Regions from separate parts of the Homo sapiens genome. Here region 2 is linked to region 1. The links are chromatin loops, found by intact Hi-C in ENCODE. Cell type or tissue: dorsolateral prefrontal cortex. All regions are shown on one strand. Region 1 overlaps BRSK2 (BR serine/threonine kinase 2). Region 2 overlaps BRSK2 (BR serine/threonine kinase 2).

Region 1 (2,500 bases):
AGGGTGGGGAGGCAGGCAGGCATGGGCAGGAGGATTAGCCACAAAAGAAAAGAAGTGACACACAAGAAAACAAACAAAACAAAACAAAAGAGCGTGCAGTTAGCAGAGCAGCCTGCGCCACAGAGCAGCAGCCGCCACAGGAGCGTGGGCATGGGGGGCGCCTGGGGCTGCTTCCCAGGGTCCGCGAGGCTGCCCCCACCCTGGCACACGCTGACTGGGAGGGTTGGGGCCTCTGTGCATCCGAGCTGGGTGGGGGCGGGGGGTCACTCACCCGGGGGCTGCTGAGTGGGCTGGTGGAAAGGCCTGAGGAGGCACCGCTGATGGACCGAGACCTGGAGGTCACAAGGTACAGGGCCACTGCTCAGCCAGGGGGCAGTGGAGCAGCAGGTGCTGGGCTCTGCTCCCCCCAGGTAAACCCTCCAGGAGGCCTGGAGCCCGGGCCAAGAGCCTCGAGGCCCTGGGTCCTGCTGCACACCCTGTCAATTCAGGAGGGCCCAGGGCGCCTGGCTGTGCCCAGCCCCACTGGGGCCCCCATCAGAGCCCACGTGTGGGGGCCACCCCATGCCAGCAGCCCAGGCACAGCACAGGATACGGCATCAGACAGCCGCGGCAAAGGACCATCCAGCGTGGGGGTGGACGGAAGGACGAGGGGACAGACGGGAGCTTCCTGTATGCAGCCCCTTCTGCTCCAGGCCTCGTGCTGGCTCCAGCCTCCCACCTGCCAAGCCCCCCCTGGCTGAGCTCTCACAGGGCCTGCAGCCTGGTCCTCCATGTCCCTAGATGCCCGTGAGGGATGCCTGGGTCAGCGGCCGGCCCTTCCCTTGTCCACAACCAGGAGGGCCTGGGCAGGGCCAGGCTGGGGCAGCTGCTGGCAGGGACGGTGGGGCCTTGTCCCACCACTGCCCTACTCAGCCTGAGACCTGCACACAGCAGGAGGGAGGCCCTGGCCCGGCGTGCCCGGCTGAGACTCCGGTGTGTGGCCGCCACCCCCGTGCAGGGACCAGGACGGCTGTGCGTCGTTCCACCACACTGCACGGACGAGCCGGCGCCCACGTGCCCAGACAGTGGCAGCTGCCATCCTTGGAGGAAGGAAATGCAGGGAGGGGCCGAGGCAGCCGCCGAAGAGAAGAGGACAGAGAAGAGTAAAAGCCCGGCCTGCACTACCCACCAGGCCTGCCCACCGCCAGCCGGCCACGAGGGGCCTCGCTAGTCCACACCACGGCCCAGGCCCCGGACCGTGGAGAGTGCCACGCTGGCCACACACCTGGCTCCCGGACACCCGGGGGCTGGTCCCCACGGTGACGACCCTCCAACTCCCTCACCAGACACAGCCAAGGGGCAGGGAGGCGACGGGGACCCCATGCACAACCCAGCCTGTCTGGGCCAGGATGACACCCAGGGCTGGAACTGGACCCAGAGCTTTCAGGGCTGAGCTGGGAGCGCGGACAGCCCTCATGGGGGCAGCAGCCACCAGTGAGGCCCTGGACCTGTGGTTCCTGTCGAGCCCGCCCAGAGCTCGTGACTGGGCACGAGGAAGACAGAAGAGGCGCTGGAAACCCCGGGGTGGAGGGGCCGAGCCCTGGTCCTATCCGGCCAGGCAGCTGCTGGGAACACTGAGCTACAGTTGCTGGGGCAGGGGCAGGAGAGACGGCGCCAGCCCTGAGGGCAGCCAGGGCAGGCAGAGTGAGGGCACACAGGTGAGGGTCCCAGGTAGGCACGGGGCCAGGGCTCAAAGAGAAGGACCCCGACCGGCAGCCAGCACACTGCAGCCTTGGGGGCGGCGCCACCCGCCCAGGCTCGCAAAACTGGCCCCAGGTAGAGGCCCCTCTTGACGGCGGCGCCTCCTGCCCTCCTCAGCTCCTGCAGGTGGGCACAGGACGGCTGCTCGGCTTCAACTCTGGCCGGCCCCAGGGGCAGCAGGGCCACCGAGGCCCACCGGACACAGCACAGGGGCTGGCAGGAGGAGCGGCTCGGCCTGCAGCCACGCCGGGCTCTAGCCCCAGGCCCTGTAAGCCATGGTGCGTGGTCCCTCACAGGCAGGCGTGGGCCACGCCTCAGCAGCCCCACCCCTCCTCGGCCTCTGCCTGGCCCGCGGGCCCTTGCCTGGCTTGCTGGCTGGCTTCACCGCAGCAGGAGCCCTGCAGCCCAGCCCGCCACCAGACCCGCCCATGTGCCTGCCCGGCCTGAGGCAGGACAGCGTGTCTGGGGCTGGGAGGTGCGGGGACGGGTGGTCGGGGTGTATACCTGTCTTCTTTGCTGAATTGGGGATGGGCCTCAGCGATATCCAGGCTTTTACTGAACATTGCTTTACTACAGCAGAACAGAGCGAGAAAACACAGTTACTGACGGCCACACGCGGGCACAGGTCGGCCCCCAGGGCCCGGGCCACACCGGGTAAGAACTCCACGTGGCTCTGAGGCCGCTGCACAAAGATGGCGAGAGAGGAGGCTGGGCCAGACAGCACACCCCGCACCGTGTGACTGCTGGGCAGGGTGGCCTG
Region 2 (2,500 bases), 51 kb after region 1:
GGGAAGCTTGAGTGCGGGGACCAGGACTCCTGAAGCCACACCGGCAGGGCCTGCAGCCTAACCCTGGGGAAAGGGCTGCCCTGGGGAAAGGCCTATGCGGACTGGGGCCACCGCCTCCTGTCTGGACACCTCGGAGCTTGTGTGGGAGGGGAACCTCTGGCCCCCTGGCCTGGCTGGCCCTCTGTGCTGCCCTGCGCTCTGCAGAAAGTTAATGGCACCAAGGGGCTGCACAGGGGGCAGCTGAATGAGCCCCCATCTGGCCACCCCAGGTCTCTGAGAACCCAGCTTTGGGGCTGCCTCTCCACCCCCTGTATCCCCAGGGGGCAGGGCCAAGGCGCCTGACATGGCCACCCTGGCCACCACCCTTCCCGGGGCGGGTACCACACCTATTACCTCTGTCCGCACAAGATAACTCTCGGACCCAGGGCAGCAACGTCACCCCCGCCCAGGGAAGCAGCCAATCAGGGGCCCAGGCCAGCCCCAACCAGGCAGCTCAGGCAGCAGCTAGCCCTGCAGCTGATTCAGGGTGCCGAGGACACGAGGCCCGATGCTAGCTGTGAAGAGGGGCTTTCCCTCAGCATGGAGGGCCACTAGGCACTGCCCCCCAGCCCCTATCCTGACCCCTTCTCCCATACAAAGGGTTCCCCGGGGGCTCCCAGGCCAAGACACCCGCAGAGGCGACATTCCTGGCCAGGCAGGCTCCCTGTGCCCCCGCAAACCACCCACAGCTGGACTCAGCCCGACTTGCAGCCATCCCCGCTGTATCACGGGGATCATGCAGGCAGCCGTCCAGGCGCCCTCCCACCTCTGCCCGGGGCCGGGAAGGCCAGCCTGCCCTCCAGGGCCCTGGGCTCCAGCTTAAGCCAAGTGGGCAGTGATGGCGTGAATGCCCTGGGCACCCCCATCCCCCTCAGGCCAAGGTGCCCAGAACTCCCACTGGCCCTACCCAGCCCCACCCCAGCCCAGCTCCATCCCAGAAGTGTCCATTCCCCTCAGCCAGTGCCATGAGGCTGCCATGGCCACCCAGGAAAGGCAGCTCTGTCCTCATAGGATGGTACCCCCAGGGCAGACAGGACCCAAGCTCAGCCCAAGGACGTGGCACCCAACGAGGAGCATGGTGCCCAGAGAGACACATGCCAACCGATGGGACCTTGCCATCCACTGGGGGTGGTGCTGTCACTCTCCAGGGTTCGGGGAGGAAGCCAGGCCCAGCCTGCAGCCCAGGCCCCTGGGGCAAAGCAGCGTAGGGCAGCCACGGCCTCCGTGGGCCCCGGGACTGAAGGCAGAACGAGCCTGGGAAGCTGGAGGCGTCCAGGAAAACGAGGAGTTTCTCTTTAACAGCAGGACTTTCGGGAGCACTGCTCTGTGGGTGGGGCCTGGCTCCCAGCTGCTGGGCCCAGAACACTGGCCCCTCAGAGGCGGTAGAACAAGGCCTGGACCTGGCAGGCCGGGCCCTGAAAGGCAGCCGGCTTGGCACAATCCGTGCTTTGTCCCTGCAGCCTCTGCCCCAGCCCAGCCTCCATCTTGTCCAGAGCCCCAGGCAGCTGGCTCAGGGCAGCCTGGCCCGGCGGACATCCCTGGGGTGAGGCCTCAGGGAGATCTGCAGGCCGCTTGGTCAGCCTAGGCTAGGACCTGGGGCTTGGGCCTGACACAGGCACCAGCCCTACAGGTGAAAGCGGGGCTGCCCTGCACAGAGGAGGTGGCAGGGTGCCGTTAACTTCCTGCAGAGCACAGGGCAGCACAGAGGACCAGCCATGTGAGCCCCAAGGGGCCTGACAGATGCTGGTCTGCCGTCCTCCTGCGCGGTACGGTGTTTCCAGCCATTGGAACCTCGCACAAGCTTCAGGGAAACCCCATTCTACACTCAGGGGCCCTGAGGTCCCAGTCCTTCCACTTCCGAGGGGCCAGGGTCCAGGTGGGCTGTCCAGAGCTGAGGGCAGGGCCCAGAACTGCACAGTGATGCCCCACAGTGCCACCATCTAGGCACAGCCCCACATAGGTGGATGCCGGCGGCCGGCAGTCACGGGGACCAGCCCGCCTCCTCTCCTGGTGCCGGCTGCCCAGCAGGGCTGCTGACTTCAGAGACAGCCTGACCCTCCCCAGGTGCCCAAAGAAGCTAGTCTGTGCCCAGTGAGGACTGGAAGGCACAGAAGCCCTCAAGCAAGCGCCACCAGGTGATGGCAAAGGGGCCTTCCCGACGGCTCCTCCTGAGCGCCAGTGGCCGACGGGGAGGCACAGCCCACTCAGGCTGTTCCCAGGGACTGGGGTCTGACCTGCCCTCGGGCCAGCCTGGAGGGGGTCTCCTGTCTGCTTCAAAGCACCCAGAGCGCCGGAGCAGGGTGAGGCCATGATGAGAGGGCCCGGGGTCACTCCGCAGACTCGGGAGTGAGAACCAGGAGAGCTCGCTTAGGCCCAGGTCCGGGAGCCGGTCCGAGCAACTCTGGTGTCCTGGGGTACAGGCCTTGCTGGCCCCATGCAGTCCTCGAGGCGGCTGTAAGGG

Evidence for each region. Peaks named below come from ENCODE experiments on the same cell type or tissue, not always from the same donor. Only the 100,000 strongest peaks of a DNase experiment are listed, where the experiment ranks them.
Region 2: a loop joins it to region 1, with 2.4 times the contacts of the local background. A loop is called at or near these places in 7 of 110 quality-filtered maps.

What each region holds. Positions count from the first base shown.
Region 1 is chr11:1,447,608-1,450,107 of GRCh38, reverse strand. BRSK2 (BR serine/threonine kinase 2) reads right to left here. Exons shown (of 20, transcript NM_001256627.2): 13 at 272-332. Among named protein-coding and RNA genes, the nearest start is that of MOB2, 38 kb to the left of the region's middle. RefSeq lists an enhancer at 1,500-1,999. In dorsolateral prefrontal cortex, a CTCF peak has its summit at 1,444; DNase peaks (open chromatin) are centred at 1,090 and 1,497; H3K27ac peaks cover 2,491 bases.
Region 2 is chr11:1,396,299-1,398,798 of GRCh38, reverse strand. The region is part of intron 1 of BRSK2 (BR serine/threonine kinase 2); the gene reads right to left. Among named protein-coding and RNA genes, the nearest start is that of BRSK2, 7.6 kb to the right of the region's middle. In dorsolateral prefrontal cortex, CTCF peaks have their summits at 1,268 and 1,467; a DNase peak (open chromatin) is centred at 1,458; H3K4me3 peaks cover 1,860 bases; H3K27ac peaks cover 2,500 bases.